Regions from separate parts of the Homo sapiens genome. Here regions 2, 3, 4 and 5 are each linked to region 1. A link is an interaction called in ENCODE POLR2A ChIA-PET data of the cell type or tissue named here. Cell type or tissue: CD4-positive, alpha-beta T cell. All regions are shown on one strand. Each heading gives the region's core, and the rest is flanking DNA. Links, peaks and the distances in the headings are about the cores only.

Evidence for each region. ChIA-PET counts read pairs that join two places held together with the same protein. Peaks named below come from ENCODE experiments on the same cell type or tissue, not always from the same donor. Only the 100,000 strongest peaks of a DNase experiment are listed, where the experiment ranks them.
Region 2: POLR2A ChIA-PET joins it to region 1 with 19 read pairs; 12 of 35 experiments call an interaction of 5 or more read pairs at or near these places.
Region 3: POLR2A ChIA-PET joins it to region 1 with 11 read pairs; 12 of 35 experiments call an interaction of 5 or more read pairs at or near these places.
Region 4: POLR2A ChIA-PET joins it to region 1 with 20 read pairs; 15 of 35 experiments call an interaction of 5 or more read pairs at or near these places.
Region 5: POLR2A ChIA-PET joins it to region 1 with 19 read pairs; 15 of 35 experiments call an interaction of 5 or more read pairs at or near these places.

Annotation. Positions count from the first base shown.
Region 1 is chr6:24,853,995-24,858,786 of GRCh38, forward strand. All of the region lies in intron 8 of RIPOR2 (RHO family interacting cell polarization regulator 2), which reads right to left. Among named protein-coding and RNA genes, the nearest start is that of ARMH2, 57 kb to the left of the region's middle. RefSeq lists an enhancer at 2,007-2,301. In CD4-positive, alpha-beta T cell, for the core only: CTCF peaks have their summits at 2,199 (motif pointing right) and 2,399; DNase peaks (open chromatin) are centred at 2,197 and 4,387; H3K27ac peaks cover 1,851 bases.
Region 2 is chr6:24,908,434-24,913,225 of GRCh38, forward strand. The region is part of intron 1 of RIPOR2 (RHO family interacting cell polarization regulator 2); the gene reads right to left. Among named protein-coding and RNA genes, the nearest start is that of RIPOR2, 25 kb to the right of the region's middle. In CD4-positive, alpha-beta T cell, for the core only: a CTCF peak has its summit at 2,023; DNase peaks (open chromatin) are centred at 1,588, 2,368, 2,758, 3,078 and 1 weaker place; H3K4me3 peaks cover 3,878 bases; H3K27ac peaks cover 3,766 bases.
Region 3 is chr6:24,917,275-24,921,702 of GRCh38, forward strand. All of the region lies in intron 1 of RIPOR2 (RHO family interacting cell polarization regulator 2), which reads right to left. Among named protein-coding and RNA genes, the nearest start is that of RIPOR2, 16 kb to the right of the region's middle. RefSeq lists an enhancer at 635-1,134. In CD4-positive, alpha-beta T cell, for the core only: no CTCF peak of the experiment used is centred there; no DNase peak of the experiment used is centred there; H3K4me3 peaks cover 1,934 bases; H3K27ac peaks cover 1,806 bases.
Region 4 is chr6:25,012,396-25,017,187 of GRCh38, forward strand. LOC102724765 (a long non-coding RNA gene) reads right to left here. Exons shown (of 2, transcript NR_187803.1): 2 at 2,557-3,188. It also overlaps a transcript of RIPOR2 not described here. Among named protein-coding and RNA genes, the nearest start is that of RIPOR2, 79 kb to the left of the region's middle. In CD4-positive, alpha-beta T cell, for the core only: no CTCF peak of the experiment used is centred there; DNase peaks (open chromatin) are centred at 1,036 and 2,996; H3K27ac peaks cover 1,398 bases.
Region 5 is chr6:25,024,937-25,029,728 of GRCh38, forward strand. All of the region lies in intron 1 of LOC102724765 (a long non-coding RNA gene), which reads right to left. It also overlaps a transcript of RIPOR2 not described here. Among named protein-coding and RNA genes, the nearest start is that of RIPOR2, 91 kb to the left of the region's middle. RefSeq lists an enhancer at 2,516-2,755. In CD4-positive, alpha-beta T cell, for the core only: CTCF peaks have their summits at 2,413 and 2,656; DNase peaks (open chromatin) are centred at 1,985 and 2,465; H3K4me3 peaks cover 1,158 bases; H3K27ac peaks cover 2,694 bases.

The DNA of each region.
Region 1 (4,792 bases), core at 429-4,428:
CTGTAGTCCCAGCTGCTCAGAGGCTGAGGTGGGAGGATCGCTTGAGCCCAGGAGGTCTAGGCTATAGTGAACCGTGATTACACCACTGCACTCCAGCCTGGGTAACAGAGTGAGACTATGTCTGAAAAAGAAAAAAAAAAAAAAAAGAAAGAAAACACACAGTAAATTGATATGCATCAGGGAGGCAAACAGCAGTGGAGAGACAGAAGGAGATCTTTGCTTTTTTCTGTATTTTTATGAGAATGTATTACTATATAATTAAAATGAAAAAAGAGAGACTATCTTATTTAATGTAGAATAGTTTCATGGAGGAAAGTAGCATTTGAATAACAGAGTTTCACCACAGTAAAATGAAGACATGGGTGTACAGATACTTCCAGGCTGAGTGAATGGCATGTGTGCATTCGACAATGTTTCTTGGATGTCTACTGTGTCAAGCATGAATAAACGTGTGGGGACGAAGGCATGCTAGTCACATGTGCATAGCAAATGAGGAAACTAATCTCATCAACAGAGGCTTGTCAGTGACCCAGCTTTACTTTAATCAGTTGTTTCTGGCTTTAGTCAGCTGTTGTTTTCCTGCCAATCACAAAGCAAAGCACTTTACATTCCTTGGGGCCTAAAGACTAAAAGTTTTATTGAAGGAACCAAAATAATTTCATAAAAATAGGTAAAAATCTTCATCCTTTAAAAATTTTTTGAAGGAAAAAAAATAAAGTTTTATGAGATTTCCAGTTAAGAATTCAGTACAGGCTGGACGTGGTGGCTCACACCTGTAATCCCAGCACTTTAGGAGGCTGAGGTGGGCAGATCACCTGAGGTCAGGAGTTCCAGGCCATCCTGGCCAACATGGTGAAACCCTATCTCTACTAAAAATACAAAATTAGCCGGGTGTGGTGTCGGGTACCTGTAATCCCAGCTACTCGGGAGGCTGAGGCAGGAGAATCGCTTGAACCTGGGAGGCGGGGGTTGCAGTGAGCCGAGATCATGCCACTGCACTTTAGCCTGGCAACAGTGAAACTCCGTCTCAAAAAAAAAAAAAAAAAAAAAAGGAAGGACACAAAACCTTACATAGAGTATAACCTCAGCCATATATAAATGGATCCCCAGGGAAAAAAGTCTAGAAAACCATACCAAACTGTTAAAAATAATTATCTCTGGTAGGGTAGAATTAAGGAGAAAATTAAATTTTTGTCAATAAGTGGTAATTTTTATTTGATTTATAAAAAGATGATATACTTATTTTGTAATACAGAAAAAAGATGTAAAAAAGATCACATACCTTGGCAGGGAGTGTGTATACACAGAAAAGTTGGTTGGATATTTTAATAATTTTAACAAAACTTAGCACTGGGTGGAATGATTATATATGACTTTATTTTTTTTTTGTTATATTTCTCAATGTTTTAAAAAAAGAAGTTACTACTTTCAAAGTGTTTAAATAGAGATTGAAGAAGACACGAACAATTCCTCCCTGTTTACCCAGTAATTTTTTAGAGGCACTCCGAGGAAATAATTTTGATGAGCTGGTCCAGAAACAGCTGTTAGTCCTAGGCTGTTCCCACACAAAGACATCCATATGACAAATGGGTCCCTTGGTACTTCAGCCTCCTTGAGTTGCTATTTATAACCTTTGTGCTCTGGGTTGCTTTTATATTTATTTAAACGTGATTTTACCCATATAAAGATGCTGTGGATGGTATCACACAATGTGTTTTGCCTTCTACAAATAGCCCTGTTAGTACGCTGGAGACTCTTGGCCAGGCATGGTGGCTCACACCTGTGATCCTGTGCTCTGGGAGGCCAAGGCAGTAGGATCACTTGAGCCCAGGAGTTTGAGACCAACCTGGGCAACACAGTGAGACCCTATCTCTACGAAAAATTTAAAAATTAGCCAGTCATGGTGGCGTGCGCCCGTGGTCCCAGTTACTCAGGAGGTTGAGGCAGGAGGATTGCTTGAGGTTAGGAGTTTCAGGCGGCCGTGAGCCACTGAACTCCAGCCTGTGTGACAGAGCGAGACCCTCGACTCAAAAAACAAAACAAAGCAAAAAACCCAGTAAGTTGAGAGTCTTAAATGAACGCTTCTACTTTCACCTGACTTATAAACGTTGCGTGGGTAAGCTGACAGCAAAAAAGGTCCCCGGATGCTTAAAAAAGAAGCATGTGCTGTTACCATCACTTGTCAGTAGGTGGCAGAAACTCACCAGCTCGTCCGTGCCTTCCTGCCCGTGGAGCCAGCACATTTAAAAACAGCTTTCAATAATAATTAGAACACAACAACCCACTTAAAAAGACTTACTGAAATAAGAGCAGAATTAAAGAAGCCTGCATTCTACTAATAATTTTCTGCAGCATTTAGTTAGTCTTTAAAAAAAATACTTCTGAAAGAAAGTATAATCGACTTGTTTTTGTAAATCCTAAACTGGACATGCTAATTCTAATAAAATCCAAAGTGCTCTTTAAAAACCTCTGCAAATTGGTCAGGCACGGTGGCTCACACCTGTAATCCCAGTACTTTGGGAGGCCGAGGTGGGCGGATCACCTGAGGTCAGGAGTTCGTGACCAGCCTGGCTAACATGGAGAAACTCTGTCTCTACTAAAAATACAAAAATTAGCCGGGTGCGATGGTGGGCATCTGTAATCCCAGCTACTCCGGAGGCTGAGGCATGAGAATCGCTTGAACCCAGGAGGCGGAGGTTGCAGTGAACAGAGATAGTGCCACTGCACTGCAGCCTGGGTGACACAGCGAAACTCTGTCTCAAAAACAAAACAAAACCTCTGCAAATTAGTTCAGGATTAATCTATTGCCTGTTTATGTAATTACAATGGAAGACTGGTTGAAAAGAAACTGATCTGACATTGTTACTAGATAAAGGTGAATAAAGGGGAAATCCTTTGAAGGTGTTTTTCCCCCCCCTTTAAAATTACCAGAAATTTTATATCTGAAGAAAACAATGTGAGAAAGGTACTTGGTAGTGATGTTTTTTTCACTTCTCAGCCCATGTTACTAAGCAAAATTTCTTGGAACTGCTGTAGTGGCATCACTGATCCTCTGATTGTAGCAATAATGTAGCACAATGGCACTATCCAGGCACAAACAGCTTTTGTGCCGTGCTTCTTAAAGTTCTATCTGCTGTGTAAGCCACTGGTGGTACTGGCCACGGAATTAGCACTAACAGTGGGGCAATGACAGTTACAGTCTGTCTTTGAGGCCTGGCCAGGTTTCTTACAGGCTCTTGTCTGGGGGCCTGCTGGCATTTTCACAGTTGGAGAAAGCTGCAAGTGTTCTTGACAGTTTGTGATTACCAGTGCATGATCTAGAAAGCTTAATGAAAGCTTTCTAGCTTTCACTCAAAAAACCATCATGGGGGTTACCTCTGAGGATGCGCACTGGGGGCTTGCAGGGGTCATACCTTTGGATGTTTCACGGCGCTCACATATTACTGATCTAACACCTCCTCCACAGCCTCGTTTGGAGGGTGTTACAGCAGCTGCCTACTCTTGCCTGCCTTCCTTTGCTCAGACACCATTCTGCCAGAAGAACGCTCTACATCATTTTTCCCAGTTCTATGATGATCTTTCCTTCCAAGAGTCACACTTCCTACTTTAAGACAACCAAGTAGCTATACAGTCAGGAGCTCCTATTACAGGTGTTACTGATCTATTGACCAGGCATAAATAATGCAAGTTTACTAGCTCAATGGTGGTTCTTCCTTCTGAGGAAGGTTGACCTGCCCTGGAAACTGTAAGGACCAGGATATATGCACTGCCTGGAACTTAATTTGAACAAAGTAATAATTTGGAGAACTAGTTTGCTCTAAGGAACTACATCCCTTTACCTCCATCCTGTTTGATAGTTTGCAGATTAAGTGCTCTCCGTTTAGCCTGGCATTCATGGATTTTTATAGTCAGGACCCAACTAATTCTCCATAGCTCTTCTCCGAACAATCACGTCAGCCACACCGGTCTACTTGTCACCTCTGAACAGGCTTTCCTCTGTTTGGTGAATGCTATTCTGGTGCTGTTCACCATACATTACACTGGGATGCCTTCCTCTTTCCTGCTCCTCTCCCCAACTAGAGAGGTGAGTGGCAACCTTTTCCTCCTCTCCCCTCCTGCTTTTGCAGCAAACTGGGTCACACTGTTGTTCAGGTGGTCATTTGTTCCATTGAATGAGAATGCACAGCCTCATATGTCTGTTTTCTCTGGTAGACCATGTGGAACTCAAGGCCAGGGAGCAGTCATCAGAATGCAGTCAAGTGCCTGGCCAATAGCAGGCACTCAGTAAGTACTTGCTCTATTATCTTTAATGTCACTACCCCAAAAGGTTGTTTTCTAGTGTTGGGGTTGGGGCAAAAAGGGAAGTGAGGAAGGGTGTGGCACGAGGAAGTTAGTGGTTGCCAGGTCTGAGAGTATTGTGAAATAGTCTGTTTGTCAATATGTATGTTGGAAGTAGTTTTTACCAGAATGAGTAACAGATGAGAAAGCAGCTAATTGCAAAGACAATAGGATTTCTTGGCAGCATGAGGTTTCCCTTTCTCTTTATGGAGGAAGAGAAAGATTTCCATGGGGGTGTTTACCATTGAAAGCCTTCACAGATGTAGTTTCTGAGTTTGCCTGTTAGATGAGGAAAGTGGAGGAGACAGGAGTCTATCAATGAGGAAGGAGATTTAGTCTCAGGCCTGAGAAACCCCATGGAAGAAACCAAGCGTTCAGGTGGACTCTCAGGAACATCAGGCAGGAGAGCAAGAACAACAGAGAGAGGAGGAGATGGAGGAGCAGGAGCAACAGC
Region 2 (4,792 bases), core at 466-4,465, 54 kb after region 1:
TGCACAGTTGCCTTTGTCTATATTTTAGTCTCTTGACAGAGGGGTGAACCAATAATCTGTGAATTAACACAAAGTGTAACAGAGAAGTGTCTTGGTTATACTTAGAAGTGGGCATGTAGTTGGTATCACAGTTGGGCTGTGGGGTTTTATCGTAGTAGGGATGTTTCCACTTTAGTGACCTCAGATTTAGGGAAGGACATTTGGCAGTGATTAGCAGGGCCCCAGGTCAATGGGTATGAATACTAAAGAGAAGAATTTTTATGAGAGTTTAGCTAACAAGATCCACAGATATAAATATCTCCCTCCACCCGCCCCCAGCCTCCTTGGCTTCTCCAGGTCAACCTTGGGTGGGTCCCTTCTCTGCTGGAAATAACTTCACTTTGCAGTTAACAAAAGGAAGGAGAGCCATTTCTGGAATTGTGTTTGTGTAATCAGAATTCTATGCAACTCCCTAGCGCATGCTTTCGGTTTTCTTTCTCTGTAGCTTGGTATTTCTTTTTATTTATACTGAGGATAAAATATTCAAAGCGAAATCTCACATTAGAGTGTCAGAGGAAGAGAGAAGCAACAGCAATTGGGGGGTCCTTTGGAAAAGCAACATATGCAGTATGTTTTTGCTAAACAGATTCTCCAATGTTCAAGTTTTCAGATGTTTGGATGCAGTAAATTTTTGGACAGGCAGATGCATTATCTTCCTGGGGGAAAGGACACAATTTGACACTATTGCAACTGAAGGGGAAGCTAGCACAGAAAGCTAATCCTGAGTGCTGGGAGATGGGGGCTTCAGATAGGGGAGTTCCTCAAGCTGCTGTTACCCTAAGTTGGTACATCCCTGCAGTTTGTTCCTACAGAAGGATAACTACTGATGCTTCCTAATTAACCACTGGAGAATAGCCATGATGGTGCTGGTTCTCGGAGAGTTCGTGGCTGACATCCCCTGCTTGTGACAGCAGCTAAAATACAATTTGAGGAAAGTAGATGGTGTGAGTGGGCAAGCTCAGAGGCTGGTCCAAAATGGCTGGAGGAGCAAGGGGAAGAGGGGAATTGAGTGAGTGGGAATACCCGGGTAGGGGAGGGAAGGAGGTGGGTACACTCTCAGAGCAAGACAGACCCGATAGAAAACAAAAGGGAAGAAATGATTGTGTGTCAGCTAACAATCGAGCAGACGCTCACACAGGATGCCCAGTCCCATAGAGATGGCCAAGTACAATTTCTTCAGAATGGGGGCAGTGATTAGTCACAATCCTAGACCTTCTACCAAGCGTGTGGACGTAAGAGGGTAGGAAGTGGGGAGCAGGGAGGAAACAGCCCCAACATATATTTTATCATAACTGTTTTCCCAGATTAAAAGCTTGAACATTTTTCCTCAGTCACTCAAGCAACATGTAGGTATCTCCAAGACAGGGACCTACGAGCCTACCAATCTCACTCTGCGCCACCCCCATCCCAGCAGAATCAGCCCGGTTCTCCTGCTTTTCCACTTGCTCTCTCGCTCTCCAGGGAGCTGTCACTTCTCACAGCGCCTCTGCCACCTTAGCACCTGATGACTTCTGCTTATCTAATTTCAAAATGCACCTACTCCCTTCGAACGTGAGGGGTCTCTATCTGCTGCCCACTGCCCTGTAAGAGGGAGCTAGAAGGTTATCGTCTCGGGCAAGAGAGCTGCACATGCTCCGCTTGACCAGCCCCCTCCCATGCCACGGACTCCTGCTAGGGTGCTCCTGTCCTCAGGTGCATCCCCTCCCCCCATCTTTCCAGACACAGATCGGCATCAAAGCAACACATTTTTTCCTTTCTTGCCCCTCTTCCCAATTCTCATCCTCCCATTCCACCTGGCCAATTTGGAATTCAGACACGGTGAGGAACGAGCTGGTTCATAGTCCAGCTCAAACGGGCAGCCCGGGGGCAAATGAAGACCCTTGAGACTGCCATCCCAGCCCTGAGCTGGATTCCCCATAGGCTCTGCGAGTGCCGAAGTCGTTCCGTGCCAGGGGGCCACCCAGGACTCCCATCTGGGGGCGCTCGCACACACACCCCTCCCTGACTCCCGGGGCCCGGCGCTTCCTCGCCCCAGAAATGTCCCAACCCCGGGCAATGCTGTGGGCCCCTCTAACCTTGGCCCGTTCCTCCACTCCCCAGGGCATCCTTCAGTTCTGCTTGCAAAAAGTGCGCGTGCCCCTTTCGCTCAGCAACTTCCCGACCGTACCCTGTGGGCTTCAGATGCCCGAACCCACCAGGGTGGTGGAAGCTGAGGACGCTCCAGTTTCAACGGCTGCTTAGCATTCAACGCTCATTCAAGTCGAGGACACCCCTCCCCACACAGACCTCACCGCGTTGTACGCAAAATCAGAAGCAAAAAAGGAGAAATGAAAAGGTGAACCTACCTAACGACGACGGCTCCTTGTCATGTCAGGGGCACACTCAGGGTTCTCTGGCATATAAAAGCCTCCGCACCAATGCAATGCCCGGAGCTGCCCGCACCTCCGGCTTTGCAGACAGCCTGAGCTGGCTCACTTGGGTGAAGGGGACCCCGGGAGGAAGTCGGGTGGACGCGAGCTGTCCCCAGCGCCGGCTGCCCTGCCGCGTCCGCTCGCAGCAGCTGCGGCGCGCGGGGTGAAGTTGCGGGGCTGGCGGGCGCGAGGGTGGCGGAGCGCGGAGCTAGAGCGGCGGAGCGGGCGGAGGGGCGGGAGCCGTGAGGAGGGGGAGGCGCGGCGCGGGGGCCGGCGGCGTCACTTGTGCTGGGAGGGGAGGGCGGGTGGAGACAGCTGCTTGACAGCTACTTCAGCCCAACTCCAGGAGGCTGCGCTTCGGTGCCTGCTTCCAGCTGATCGCCGGCACGCCAGGCTCCTTTGCAAGAGCTGGCGCGGCAGCTTTGGAGTGACCCGTGGAATCGCGCCGGGGAGCGAGCCCGGTGGATCCAGCGCGCTGGAGGGAGAGGGCAGAGGAAAGGAGCCGAGGCAAGGAAAGGCCCTTTCAGCTAACCTTTTGGGATCTTTCATACAAGCTGGGCTGTGCATTGAAAAAAATGAGGCGGTGGTGTATGGGGTGGGGGCGGTGTGAGGGTGAGGTTGGCTGCCCACGGCAAGGGTTGTGCTGGAAAGCCCCGCTGAAGAGGGCTGCTTTGTAGGGCACTCTCTCTACCGGGGCTGCTTTGGACACAGCTCTCATAAAGATGGCAGAAAGAGAATTGTTTTTTATTTTGTTCTGGTGGATTTGAATGATAAAGGTTTCCTGTGGGGAAAGCATGGGTCTGCCTGATAGACAGACATTCCCAAAAAAGGGCCTTTTGGAGTGGAAACTGTATGGAACTGGGAGTCGACAAGGACCCAGGGAAAAGGTCCTGACTCAGTCTCCATCCTTACATAGGGATTCCCTGCTATGCCTCAGTCTCCTCATCTGTTAAGTGATCATAATGAATAAATTGTGTATTTAGAATATGTTAACTAGAATAGTACCACAAGACACATCCACTCCCTCCCACACCACTTGAGATTCAGTCACCTTGTGAAAGGATCAGTAATAATCAGTGAGCTGAGACATTAGCCGAAAGGGAACATCCTAGGAGACATGTCAACATGGGAAACACCCACATCCAGTCGTGGTCTGGGCACTGCATCCTCGGGCTGGAATACAAGCAGCCAGAACCATCGCCTGATAAACTGTGTCATAACTCACCTAGGAATACAACAGAAAGGGCAAAATCGGCTTGATCCCCAGAAAGAACGCCCAAGAGCATGCCTTTACTAGACTGTGAGTTCATAGGGCAGGGACCATCTCTGTCTGATATAAGCTGTCCCCAGCACAGAGCAGGCACTCCATAGCTACATATTGAATGAAAGATGGATCACCCAGTCATTCTGAAGCACCCCTTCACTCTTACATTGATCCTTTTATTTCCCTTGCCAACCCCACCCTGCAACTTATCTGCAACCACATAGCTTTTGCTCATTTCCAAATGGCCACATCTATTCATTAGGATCCAGTTTAAATACCTTAATCTGCATCCATTTTTCCAAGATCCCTTGCCCCCCCCCTTTTTTTTTTGCCCTTTCATTTCAGAGCTTTTATAGCACCTTAGTTTACTCTCCAGATGCCTACACCTTCCACCTTGTATCATGACTATTTGTGTAGAGATGGATGGTTCCAAACATTTCTCTATTTACTGGAGTCTGGAGAAAGAGACCTGGAAAGAAGTACAAATATGCAGTAGAAGTTTGGGGAGAACTGAGTAAAGCGCTACTACGGATTAGCACAGTACTAATGGTCTCATAGGACGAATCTGGAGGGAGAAGGGCCTGACATCCACCCTGGAGAGAAGCCAACTGTATTTCCCCACCTTCCCACTCCCATCACCTTCCTGACTCAGGAATGGCACTGTTGTAAGTGACATATAACCTTTTATGAGAGGGAGGAGGAAGAGGATGAAAAGAGAGATGAGGCAGATGATGTTAGGTACTTTATAGATATTATCCCACTGAAGCCTGTCATCTCTTTCCCATAGCTGCCTCCACTTAAAAGATAAGACTACTGATACTCTGAGAAGATGAACAAGTAACTTCCTGATGATCACAAAGATGAAGCTAGTGTTGAAAGTCAGATGTGATTCCAAATCAAGTGCTCTTTTTACTACAGCACATTCCACTCCCACCCCCAACTTACCCTATTGGGCTGAGGGGTATCTTGCTGAGGTTTGGGCATGACTGTGGGCATGACTTGAGTGTGTGTGTGTGTGTGTGTGTGTGTGTATGTGCACATACAGAGCAGAGACCAGAAAGAAGCATGGAGTGGCTCC
Region 3 (4,428 bases), core at 1-4,000, 63 kb after region 1:
AGTCTTTAGTTCACATTTTGAGAATCAGTGATCTAGATGGACAAAAATGTTGGCAAAATGTTAACTTTACAAATTCGTATAGTTCTAAACGCCATAGGCTGAAAGTAAATGGCATACATTTAATCAATATGTATTATTGCACAAAGGTATTAAAATAAGTATAACATGATTCAAAGCAGTTGTAGAAGTGATTGGAAAGTATCAATATCTACGTGTAAGCACAATGCTAAGTACTTGATATGTAGTAGGCTTTTTTTTCTTTCTTTTTTTCTTGAGACGGAGTCTTGCTCTGTCACCCAGGCTGGAGTGCAATGGCGCGATCTTGCCTCACTGCAACCTCCGCCTCCCGGGTTCAAGTGATTCTCCTGCCTCAGCCTCCCGTGTAGCTGGGATTACAGGCGCGTACCACCAGGCCTGGCTAATGTTTTGTATTTTTAGTAGAGACGAGGTTTCAACATGTTGGCCAGGCTGGTCTCGAACCCCTGACCTTGTGTTCTGCCCGCATCAGCCTCCCAAAGTGCTGGGATTATAGGCGTGAGCCACCACGCCCAGCTGTAGTAGGCTTTTTTAAAGGTTCTAAGTTGACTTTCACTTCACAATATCTTTCCTTTTTCTCTCATGATCAGGGGAAACATTAAAAAAAGAGACGTATCTGTAAAGGTCTTCCAAGGTGATTTATTTATTCTGTGTCCCTGGGTCTGATGCAGTCCCTGGTTTGCAGGTTATCCCATGTTGCCCCTTTCTGTCCATCTCCATCTTCTGTCTCCTGGAGGGCTCACCTGTAGGGACCACGTCAGTGGCCGCCCTGTGATGTCCAGGTGGGTCTAGCCAATGGGGATCCCCAACAGGAGATGAAAGTGAGGTGGGAATATGCATTCCCTGGCTCCTCCCTATGAGGTCACCTTGGGCCCCAGTATCCCCTGCATCCCCATCCCCCTTGTAACTCGTCTCATTGTAAATAAGCTTCCTTGAATTATTCTAACATGAGGGAGCCGTCAGCTTCCTGACATTGGCTTGATTGATAATCATTAATCATTACCTATTATTGAAAAATTTAAAGTATCTGCTTTTATCCAGTCATTCATATTTTAAAAATATTTCTTCTTCAGGTAGCTCCTTTAATTTAATTTAATTTTCATTTCTCTTTCCATTGTAGGCCAGTGATGTTATTGCATGTAATCCTGTTTAATTCTTTTCCAACTCCCTGCCCCCACCTATGCAAAGATCTTCCCAAAGTTTAGTTCCTCCCTAATTCATAAAGTTGGGACCATTAACTTCAGGAGCTACTTTTAGGAGGAATTACAGGCCCAGAAGCCCTATTGCTTAAAACTTTGTCACTGACTGTTAAACTTCAAAATCTTCATGGACATTATTTTGGAGCCTGATTTATATCTGGAACTGAGGTCTCAGTAAGGTTAAATGAGCTGTCACTACTACTCAGGCAAAGCTAGAGAAAGCTCTAGAGTCTCAAGGTAGCTTAAAACACAAGGGAACACACACCGAAGCCATAACTGAGGCTCCTCCTGGCTGTGCTCTATTCCTTTCTCTCATACTCCTGCTCCTAGGCTCTGAATCCAGCTGCATGCTAAAAAGGCCTGTGCCTCCTCTGTAAACCTGGAAACCATTAGATACCCTAGCTAGCTCCAGGGTCTAATGCCTCTTTCCTTCCTAAGTCACTCTTTCACAGCCTGCACCTCCCCCAACTAACACACATTTTATGCAAAATCAGGATACTGGATACAAGATTCATCCCCATGGGCCCAGCACAGTTTCACTTTGCAGAGGTGAAAGTGGAAATCCAACTCCTGCAGCACAGCTTGCTCAACCCACAAAGCCTTCTTTGGTAGCAGGAACCTGGCCCCACTGCCCCTCTTTCCTTCTCTGCTCACATAGAATCCACATCCCTGGCAGCTTTGGAGAGGAGCTGTGACAACAGGATAGAGTGCTGTCATCCTCCATAATTAGCCAGGCTAGCAAGACTGCTGTAATATCACTACGTTGACAGTGCTCTTGCACCTAATAAATTATTCACGCCACCGAAGTGTAATCGCTGTCACATTCAAAATAGGTCATTCATGCTAAGGCTGCTGGAGATGAAAATTTCACAGCAATGGTAACAAATCCAAGAGCTTTGGTTTAAGCAAATCTCCAAAGAAAGTGGCTTCTCCAAGCAATCCCATATTAAATATCTTTTATGGAATCCCGGCTATGTTTTCATTAGCAGCAGCAAGAAGAGACTGAAACAGCTGTCTGCTGGCAGGAGTGAGAGTTGGGGGATGGAAGGCTGTATTTCAGCCTCTTCCTTTCCTGACCCTCCCCCAAAAAGCCTCAAGGGGCTGCTTGAGGAAGATAAATGTGAACACCTGCTCTCGTTTGTTCTCTGCACACAAGACGATGGCTAAGTCACAATGAGGATAAGCCCTGTACATCTAGAAGAGCAAACGTACACAGGCCTCTCTGAGAAGTGCCTCTCAGCTGTGGGGTTTGCATTCACAGAGGAATTCAAGTTCAACAGCTGTAGGCCGTGTGCCCCTGCATTTCATATCCTAATTCACACACGTTTGAGCCTCTTCACCACTGAGAATACACTCGCCCTCTTGTCGGCAGTAGATACTATTCGACTCAAGTGCCTGGTGGAATACAAATATTGGACTGGTGATTTCGGTGTTTGGAGAGTTATTGGTGTTGTTACTATGTTATTTTAATGGTTTTTGAGGACTGTCTTACAGAAGGAAGAACAATTATTCCCCAGAATTAGAATAAAGAGAAGTGATTGAAGATATAACCTGTGGGATTTGAGTTAAAATAAAAGCAAATGTGGTGCCTACTAGCTATTGACTGTTAAATGGATGTGTGACTGATGGAGACAGATAAATCTCCTTTGGAGGGAAAAAGGGAGGGAGCTGAGCACTGGGGCTGATTGCTTGCCAGCCTTCTGTTAGGAACATAGACCAAACACCTCTTTAGGTCTCTTCCAGCTGAAATTCTATGAATGTATGGCCTTGGAGCAAAAGGGCAAGAAATGCAAGCATGTGAACTTGGTATGCATAGCACCAAATGCAGGAGAGCATGTGAAGATAAAGCATTCCCTGATGCATTCCCACAATTATCATGTTTACAGAACACTGCTTCCCAGGACATTAAGCTCTCAACTTCAAATATTCACCTCCAAGAAGCCAGCCCTTTCCCTCTGATCTTTCCTTAAATTGCCCTTTAGTGTTCTGAACAGTTTGCATTGTATTACTGAACTCATGGTCTTATGGAACACACCATATAGGTTATATAGCCCAATCCCTATAAGCTAGAGATAAATCTATGAATAATTTTCTATTATGTATATGCTGCTTTATAGGCAACATTTCAACAACTATTTCCTGAATGTTCGCTATTCTGAGTACTTAGAATGGGACTTCATGAAGTCATCCACAATTTATATGTATACTATAAACTTAACTGTCCAAAACTGGACTCCTGATTCCGCATCACAGCAATACCCTTCCTCACCTTAAGTCTACTCCTCCAGCAGCAGTCTTCATTTCAGTAAAGAGCAATGTTATCCTTCCAGATGCTTAGGCCAAAGCCCTGGAATCATCCTTGACCACTTTTTCCCATACCCCCAGTATTCAGCCAGTATCAGGCCAGGTAAGGATCCCATGAGCTCTTCTGGAATATGTCAGTAGTCTCCTAACCTACCTTTTCCCCTATTCCCCCATCTTTCTTTCCAAGACAACAGTCAGAATGATCCTTTTGTAAGGTAAATCAGATTGCATTACTTTGCTCAACACTGGCCAATGGCTCCCCATCTCATAGAGTAAAAACTCAAATCCTTACAGTAACCTATAAGGCTTTACAGGAGCTGAACTCCCCAAAACCTCTTAGATCTCTCTCTCTCTCTTTTTTTTTGAGGAGACAGAGTCTTGCTCTGTCACCCAGGCTGGAGTGCAGTGGCATGATCTCGGCTCACTGCAGCCTCTGCCTCCTGAGCACAAGCAGTTCTCCTGTCTCAGCCTCCTGAGTAGCTGGGACTATAGGCACGTGCCACCACACCCAGCTATTTTTTTTTTTTTTTAGTAGAGACGCTGTTTCACTATGTTGGCCAGGCCGGTCTCAAATACCTGATCTCAAGTGATCCTCCAACCTTGGTCTTCCAAAGTGCTAGCATTACAGGCGTGAGCCACCATGCCCAGCCTTAGATCTTCTACCATTCTCTGCCTTGCTCACATTGGTTTCCTTACTATTCCTGGAACACTCTCCCCAGACCTCCATATGTTCAGACCTTGACTTCAAACCTCTGGGCATTTGTCAGTAAAGTCTTCCCTGACCACCATGTCCTATTCTGCCCACCCTGCACTTAATTTTTTCCCATAACACTTATCGCCCCCCCCGACCCTGATGTACTGTATTTTTATAGGCTTGTCTATTGTCTGC
Region 4 (4,792 bases), core at 498-4,497, 160 kb after region 1:
AACATATATACACATAATGACCTGTCCACAAGTGTTCACAGTGCCATTTTTTATAATAGCCAAAAAGAAACAACCTAAATGTCCATCAATAGAGAAAATGGGTAAACATGATGTGGTTTATCCATACAATGGAATATAATTTGTCTATAAAAAGGATGAAAGTACTGATGCATGCTACAAAATAAATTAGCTTTAAAAACATTATGCTAATTGAAACAAATCAGACACAAAATGTTACTTATGATCAGATGATCCTATTTATATAAAATATCCAAAATATACAAATCCATAGAGATAGAGAGTAGATTAGTGCTTGCCTATGGCTGGGGGAAGGGGAGATTGGAATGAGGAGTGCCTGCTAATGGGGACCGGGTTTCCTTTTGCAGTGGTGAAAACATTTTGCAATTAGATAGTGATGATGGCTGCTCAACTTGGCAAATATGCTAAAAACCACTGTATGTTTTGAAAGGTCAAATTTTATGGTATATGAATCACATCTCAACAAAGTTGTTTTAAAAAAAAACAGATTGCACAATCCCTGCCTCCATACGGAGGGGATGGGGGGCCAGGATCACTAGTTATTCTCTTATCAGAGAGTGGTCTGATTAAATAGCACTCCATCTCTGGGTTTTTTTTTTTTTCCTTTTTCTTCCAGAGAGGTGAGCATCTGCAGAATGCTGTCTGGCACACTGTGTTCATTAGAATAAGCAAAAATAGCATCCCACCTACTGAACAGCTGTCATTGATGTTCAGATTGCTGTTTTGCTTTTTTCTTTTCTTTGTTTTTAAAACATCATTAAATAAGCATGGATCTCCCCAAAGAAGCTCTAACGTTTGATTGGATAATTCTCAGGATGTATTTTCTGAAAGGTCAGTGATTTTTTTTTTCTTTCAGAACAGTGATTCTTCAGTGGTGGTCTGAAGACCACGGGTGTTCCTTGAGGAGCCAGTAAGTCAAGCATCTGCAACTCCCCTGTGCACAGTGTAGGGCAGGGGGAATGAATGAGGCTATAGCGGGGTGTGGACTGTGGTATACTGGGAGGGCAGCACCTACTCTGCCTGAAGGGGGAGCACCTGCTTTGCCTGAAGGGGCGGCCCCTTGAGCATCAGGGGACTGTAGGGAGGTGAGCCCACCTTCATCAGCTCTGCCAGTTTTACAAATAGACACTGAACACCTGAATTTTTTTTCATGCAAAATCTTTATGTTTTAAATGCTGACAACCAAACTTAACGGAAATGTAAATCATATTTGTGGGCCAAACAAAACATCTGTGGGCTGATATACTACAAGTTTGTGACCTGGGCCTATAGGGGTTCTCTGCACTGGCTCTTTTGTATAATTAATATCAAATTTTCAAATCAGAAAGTGAGTGTTGAAATGGTGCTTGGAGTTCCTGTAGTTCAGTCTCCCACTCCATGTAAAAAAGTCCTTTCTACAATAGGCACACTGAATTTAAGGAAGCTAATAATTCAAGCCAGACACTTGCACTTTCTTCGTTGCCTTTTTATTTTAAAAGATTATGGAGTGAGGAGTTAGGTAAAGAGATGGAGGTAGAGGGAAGTTTTGGGAAGCAGGCCAAAAATTTAGGACTGGAAGTGGCTTCAATGTTGATTTTGGGTTTTTGGATGATTCTCTCTTACGGTTACCCCTCGTATTTTTCAACCCTAATTTATCAAAATGCATCAGCAAGGTTGGGGCTTAGGTTTTCCAGAATTCCCAGAGGGAAACAGAATTTTAGGCCTGGAGCAGACCTTAGAATTAATGTTGTCAAATTTTCTTATTTTACAGATGAGGGAACTGAAATCCGTGAGCTTTAAACCGCTTGCTTGAAGACACGGCTGACATTTGTGGCTGAATCCTAATGTAGTTAATTTTCCTTTCAATGGGTCAACTTGCAACTGGTAAGTAGGATCCAAACAAAACTACAATCACCTTGAAATATCCTGTAGCCTTTTCTACCTCACATCTCAATAGCTCTCACTTTTTGAGAGACACAAAGATTTCTTTTTAAAGAAGCAGCTGGTATTTATTTGACTTCATGAGCTACCTTATCGAAATAATGAGATAACTAATAGAAGCTATTTCGAAATAGAGCCAACTAAAGATTGCACATGATTCTGGAAACAGGGTTGGCATGAACCACAGATAATCCCCACAAGTCATTTCACTAGTTCCCATTGTCCTAATAAAAGCCTTTGGAGGGGTGCTAATAAGTGTCAAATTAAACAATGTGTGTTTCATTTCCTCTATTTGCCCTCTGAAAGAGATGCTGGCAAAATGGCAGATACAGCAGTAGTGGGAAGGACAAGGAGGAGAAATGAAGGCACCAAAGAGCTCCAAAATTTAGACAGTCCATCCCTAAATGATCGAAAGTTGTGTGTAACATGGCACAAATTATTATGAGTTGAAATTTTTTGGTCACTAGGGACAAGGACACAAAACAGAGCCCACGAGTGTGTGAGAAGGGCCCGAGGGATCATTCAGTTTGTTTGCATTGTTGGGTTTTGTTTTTCTCTTGGTATGGCACCTACACACAAATTTGACGAGCCAAAATATGAATAAGAACATAGGCAGTCACAGTGACCTTTTATTAAATGCAGAGACAGTTATGTGTCACATGAAACATCAACAAAAGCCCAGTTCTGGTAGCCAGCAAGATTTTTTTGCCACATTTATACTTGGTCCTCTTTAATTATACAGAGTTGCCCCCAGAGTACTGAAATGATAGACTAGAACACGATGACTTCAGCAGGGGATCAGAGCTTTAGAGCTTCATCATTCATGTGAGCCAAGTGCGAAATTTCAGCCTGTCTCTCCTCTAAATGCAGTTAGGAGTCTTCGAAACCTTTTGTGTGAATCCAGGAGGGAAAATTGTCTGGCAAAGTCTGATAAGCATCGTGTCAAGAGCACATTTGTACTCTGGTAAGAAGCCCAGGCCAATTGCTGCTGGGTTGTCATGGCAACAGAAATACACACCATTTACACATCAGCTTCTGAAATGAGCACAAAATAACAAAACCTTTTCGACAGGATGGGAGGTGAAGGGAAGAGCAGCATCATCTGTGCAGCCTGGTGAAACGGTGTTTACGACAGTCTACACGGCACTACTGGGTATGCTGTCTCCTTGGATTGTGTCATATTTTTAACCCAGTGGGAAATTCATAGGATCCTCTTGACTCTGTAAAAACTGTGGGACAATTCAGTCACTTTTACCAAATCCTCATTTCCTTTTCAAACCCTGTTTACTAACTGATGCCAAATAGTATTATAGTAATTGGGAAATAAAGGAAGTCCCTCTCCTGCTTATTCCTTCCAAAGTACATTTCTTTACCTTTTCATGGAGGTTTGGTAGGATACTTACATATTGTAGAGGGAGGTGGAGAAAATACTCATATATTGTAGAGGGAGGTGGAGAAGGAGGAGGAGGTCTTTCATGGACCTACAGAAAATGAAGTTAATCATGGTTGGAAAGCCTCCCCTTAAAAACGCAGGTTTTTTGGTTTTTTTTTTTTTTTTTTTTTTTTTTTTAAGGAGTCTTACTCTGTCACCTAGGCTGGAGTGCAATGGCATGATCTCGGCTCACTGCAACCTCCACCTCCTGGGTTCAAGCCATTCTCCTGCCTCAGCTTCCGGAGTAGCTGGGACTACAGGCAGGCGCCATCATGCCTAGCTAATTTTTTTGTATTTTTAGTAGACACGGGGGTTTCACTATGTTGGCCAGGCTGGTCTCGAACTCCTGACCTTAGGTGATTCACCCGCCTCGGGCTCCCAAAGTGCTGGGATTAAGGCATAAGCCACCACTCCCCGTCCTAAAAATGCAGTTCTAAAAATGAATAAAAAATAACAATTCATTCCAGTAGTTCCTGAGGCCCAGGGCATCAACAAGAGATCAGAACTATATGGAATAAGCCCACAATGTTGAAAAATTTAGGCTGAATGGAAGCTGGATCCCTGAAGCTAATCTCAGCGATTTAAAGTAGAGAATAAGGATGGAATGCATCCCCTCCATTAGTCTTGAAGTGAAACCACAGGAACTCTATTCATGAGAAGTAAAATTAGCTGTATGTTCAGTTTTCATGACATTTGTTACTGCACTTAAGCATTCCACAGCATGACTTAATTGCTGCTGAAACACCTAAGAGGAAAGAGAAGGAAGGAAAATGAAATGTTTGATCTTTGAATGACAAAATAGTCACGAATCTGGGAACATTAAGTAACTAGAGATGGAGTTAGCGTCACAAGCAACACACAACAAAAGTCTTGTGTCTGGCGATAATAAAGTTCCCTTAACTGATTCATCACTTCTTCCCTTGCTATAATTATGAACATTCTTCAAAAAAGTTCTGACATTAAAATTTCAAACTCTTGTTACTTCTGCTTTTCTATCTCATAATTAGAAAAATTTATTAATTCCAATTTTAGTTCTGGGTTTCTAAAAATTTCCAGGAATAAAACCTAGGGAGAAAGATCCTCTCATTGTATATATCTTCTAGGGGATTCACATTCTGGGTGCTTCACTTAGACATGGTAAGTTGATAACATAGGGAAACAAAAGATCTAAAGAAAGTAGCCAGCCTCTCCCAGAGATTGCAAACCAGCATGCAGCCAGCTGGCAGACACTTTGTGGGGAGGTAGGGACTGGAACAGTGTTAAAAGAAGTGGCACCGGCACGGTGGCTCACGCCTGTAATCCCAGCACTTTGGGAGGCTGAGACGGGTGGATCACCTGAGGTCAGGAGTTCAAGACCAGCCTGGCCAACATGGTGAAACCCCATCTCTACTAAAAATACAA
Region 5 (4,792 bases), core at 366-4,365, 170 kb after region 1:
AAAATTGAAGTTGCCATCCTTTCAGCTCCACAACATTCTCTGAAGCCAAATTTGTGACTTCAGGTTGGATGTCGATGGGTGAGTAATCAGACATGTGGGGCCATGCCCAGTTTAACTTCAAATATTCACACTAAATGGAGGGAAGAAGAGTCAAGAAAAAAAGAGAGGACAGAGTTTGATATGTAGCGGTCTCTTTATTCATTTAATGGTAACAGGAAGCCCTCTCTGTCTCACGCCTGCTCCCACCCACAGGTCCTGGTGTACATGTGGGTGGTGGGAGTTCTAAAAATTTGATCTAAGATATAGTCAAGGGGGGAAAAAGGTAATTTAGAAGCTTCTATTTATTTAGCTTTAGGATTCTTCCACACAAATTCTAATAAGTGTCTGTGGTGTTACGGTTTCTGCTATTTGGAGATAGTACTTTGGATTTCTATAGAAACTCTCTGTTGAATAACAGTGCTCTGGAAGCCCAGAGCTAGGGGAATGCTGGGTGCGTGACGAGGCTTTTTTAGGGTTAGAAGTGTAAAAGCAATAGGACCTTTAAAAAAAAATGACAGTGACAGATAAAGAAGTTTACCCTCACCCCCTCCCAGCACTATTTGTGCCTTAAAAAGAGAAAAACAAAAGTTCTTTTTAATTTAAAGTGAATTTCTAAGGAGAAAAAAATTTAATTGTTTTTAGAATATAACTGATTAAAACGAAAACTGAATGTTGAACTTGAGAAAACCATACAAATTAAAGAAAATGCACATAAGGTTTAAAAGAAAAACTTCCTGTGATATGATGACTATGCATATTCAACACAACTTTGGAAAACATTGTTTTTTCACTTTAAGGAGCAATCTTTCCCTTCACTTAGTGCTCTAGTGAGCAATTGTTCAGGAAGAGTAAGAGGGTGGGTTTTCTTAGAGGTCAAGAATCAGAGCTGTAGGAGACTGAATTATGGGCTTGACTGGAAGACTGTGATACATTGATGAGCTTCTTCACGACTCCAAGGGATGATTTGTTTGTGCTTTGATACATGGTATTTCAAAACCAAATTGTACGTGTATTCACCAACAAAAGAAACTGAAGAAATTGCATGAGATTAAAAGTTACAAAGATTGTTGTTTTTTTTTTTTGTTTCTGAGTCACAAGCAAGTCATTTTTGAAAGCACTGTGCTCAGCAAGACAGGTTTATAAATGAATGCTACTCACAGGTGGAAACTAGAATGAACAAAACCACTAAAAGCTACATAAAAGGTTTCTTATTTTTCTGTACTGCATGATTAATTAGAGCCATTGGGTGAAAAAGAGAGGAAAATTGCTTCTCTTTGTTGTATTTAGCTGTTAGGTAGTTTTTATTAGATATTTATATAGGTATACCTTTTGTCACGTGTATAAATGAGAGCCAAGTTCATTATTTGAGGTCTCACTGATTGGGATTTATGATAAGTCACATAGAGATGGTTTTAAGTTTACCTCTGCTTAGCAAATGAAAAATAAAGGACTGCGAAGGGCGGATTGAAAAGATGAACCTTCTAAAGCATTTTGGAAGCTCAATATGCAAACAACCAAGACACTAATTAGAAATGCTTCCTGTTTATCCTTAAAGACAAGAAGCCTGAGAATTTCTAGAAGGCAATACTTTGTTACCCTGAGCAGCTGTACATTTTTCTTTTTCTGTATATTTTAAGAGAAAAGAGTTTTATGTGTACTTATAAAGAAATCATTTATATGAATTTCAGAATAAGAGTCCTGCAATTTCTTTGAATTTATGACCATTCATTGTCAAACGGAGATTACGGTGGTCTAAAATTCAAGACCATGACAACTTTAAAGGAGGTAAACAGAGGAAAATCTTGGGACATATGGCAGGAATGCCTCTGAAAGGAAGTTGGCAGGAGCTAAGAGGCTGAGGCCTGGGGGAAATAAATAATAACTCAAGTGCCCTCCAGTGGAGAGGAGGCTGAGAAGAGGCCACTCTGCCATGCTCCACAGGCCCTAGACCACTCCCGGGCTCCTCAGGTGTGAGTCTGTGCTGATTTGCTGACATCACCTCACAAGCCTCACAAGTCCTGACACAGCAAGGCCAAAAGAAACCACTCAGGCAAACGGCACATTCTGGGATCTACAAGTCTCCTATAAGTAGCTGTTCCAATTTCCAAATATTAAAACAAAAAAGCAAGCTCATTAAGAACTTGCTGATGCATTCTATTTTTAAAATAATAATAAAAAATAATTTAGGTGATACTGCATAGCTCACAAAATATTTCCACGTGCATTATCTTACTTAATGCAAACGACAATCGCGTAGGGGTGGATTCGATTCACCTAGCTTTGCTTACAAGACGGCCCAAGCATCGAGAAGCGAAGAAAAGCACTTAGCACACAGGACTGCACAGCCACCCAGCCCTCTGCGGGTTCCCAGGGGGAGGCGCTCGAGGGTGAAGTACAAACCCATCCCCAGGCTGCGAAAGAAAAGTCTACGAGCTGGCCTCTGTGGGAGGGTCAGGGCCCAGGGTATAAACATAGACATGCTGTGCAGCGGTTTCTGTTTCTTTCACGCACGGCACAGAAGGAAAAGCGTTTGGGGTTCAGCTCTGCCAGGAAATAAATACATAACCGGCCTCGTGGTGGCCATGCTGCAGGTGGCACACTCCGAGCAGGCCCCTTGGGGGATGAGAGGGGCATCTTCTGCTAAGCATGGGAACAGCCTTGGGCGCCCCCAGTGCTGGGGAGAAAGAGGGCCCCCCTCCCCTCGTGTGAGTCACCAAATCCCTGAGCGACTTAGGTGCTCCTGCCCCACCCTCTTCTCTACCTCAGCCCAGCCTCTCAAACACCTTGATCCGCAGACGCCCCCAGGTTGGTAAACCGACTGAACAAGAGGGAAGAGGCAAGTTCCGTGGGTCAGGGCATCACCGAACAGGAATCCCCGGAGACACGCCCAGGAGCCGAGGAGGGCAGAGGTGCTCCAGTCGGGCCGCTGAGCCATCCTTCTTGGCTGGGCTCTGAGAAGAAAGGGGAGTGGGCACTGTCCGCTGGAAGTGAGCTGGCTGCCTATGACCCCTAACAGCTCTAAGCCCGAGGGTTCTGCGTGTTCAGATTTCTTTCTGAGTGGCCCCTACCACCCTCGTCCTGCATAAAAAAGTATTCAGGGACTCAAGCTAGGCATTCTGTAGAGATTTGAACATTCGGTTAATTTTCCTTCACTGTATTCTCAGATACCTGGACATCTAGCACAGCGCAGGAAGATGCAGTTTCCAGTAGATTTCCAAATATCTCCTTAGCTGCCCTCAGACATCGCCAGCCCTTGTTCTGCCTCTAGGAGACTCCCAGAGCTGTGTGCATTTCAACCGGGCCCATGTTTTGAGATTTGGGGATAGGTGGTAGGGTGCATTTTCTGAATAGAGAGGGTGGCCACTGGAAGAACCATAAAATTAGGAGTTGATTGATTTGAGCTTGAGTCCTAGTTCCAGCAGTGAAAACCCGCTCTGGACTTGTACACATGTGTCTGAATGTTGGCTCTGTTCTGCCACACTGTGGCCTGTGACTTTTAATAAGTCCTTTAACTTCTCTGAGCCTCAGCCTCCTCATTTGCAAAATGGATACAATTACCAACCTCATAGGGTTGGACTGAGGATTAAGTGAAATAATGCCCAATAGGGGAGCTGGCACAATGCCTGATACTAATACTACCCCAAATAAATGACAGATGTACTGTCTTACTCCTTTCTCTCTGAGCTTCAGTTTCCACATAAGAAAAAAATTGGGGGGCAGGGATAGTACAGATCCTTCTAGCTCCTCAGGGTAGTTGTGAGTCTCCAATGAGATAATGCATGTGAAATCACTTCCACCACTAAGAATGTGAAGTTTTAATCAATTTTATCAGGTTGACACATTAGGGCCCTTCATCTGGTCCACACCAGGGTGGGAAAGTATGGGGAATAGTGGATCTGATTTGATGTGGGATGAGGTAAGGAAAGGCCCTGAGAATGGAGCTCTGTCTAGGACTGAGAGAAGGCACCATTGTTCAGTACAACTGGAGGCAGCAGAGTGCTGGGAGAGGGTGCCCTCAAAGAAATGACGAGGGCCGGGTATGGTGGCTCACGCCTGTAATCCTAGCAATTTGGGAGGCCGAGGCAGGTGGATCATGAATTCAAGAGATCGAGACCATCCTGGCCAACATGGTGAAACCCCGTCTCTACTAAAAACACAAAAAATTAGCCGGGCATGGTGGCGCGCATCTGTAGTCCCAAGTACTCGGGAGGCTGAGGCAAGAGAATGGCTTGAACTCGGGAGGTGGAGGTTGCAGTGAGCCGAGATCGCGACACTGCACTCCAGCCTGGCGACAGAGCAAGACTCCATCCCAGCTACTTGGGAGGCTAAGGCAGGAGAATGGCGTGAACCCGGGAGGCGGAGCTTGCTGCAGTGAGCCGAGATCGCGCCGCTGCACTCCAACCTGGACGACAGAGCGAGACTCCGTCTCAAAAAAGAAAAAAAAAAAAAAAAAAAAAAGAAGAAGAAGTAATGAAAAAAGGGGTGGATAGGAAACCAAGAACAAACTCTGGCCTGGACACAAAGGAATGTTCATGTATTGACTGTACCGAGAGAGTGAGTGGTCTGACTGATGCCTCACAGATGAGCAGGGGCAAGACCAGGAAGCAAGTCCCATACCCTGAGCTGGGACCCTCCGTGCCCCACATCACTTCTCAGATGACACAGAAATAGAGACAGCACTGGGAGTGAGGGCGAAGGAAAAAAACTATGTAGCCTTACCCTGAAGATTATGCTTCTCATCTTAAAAAAACCA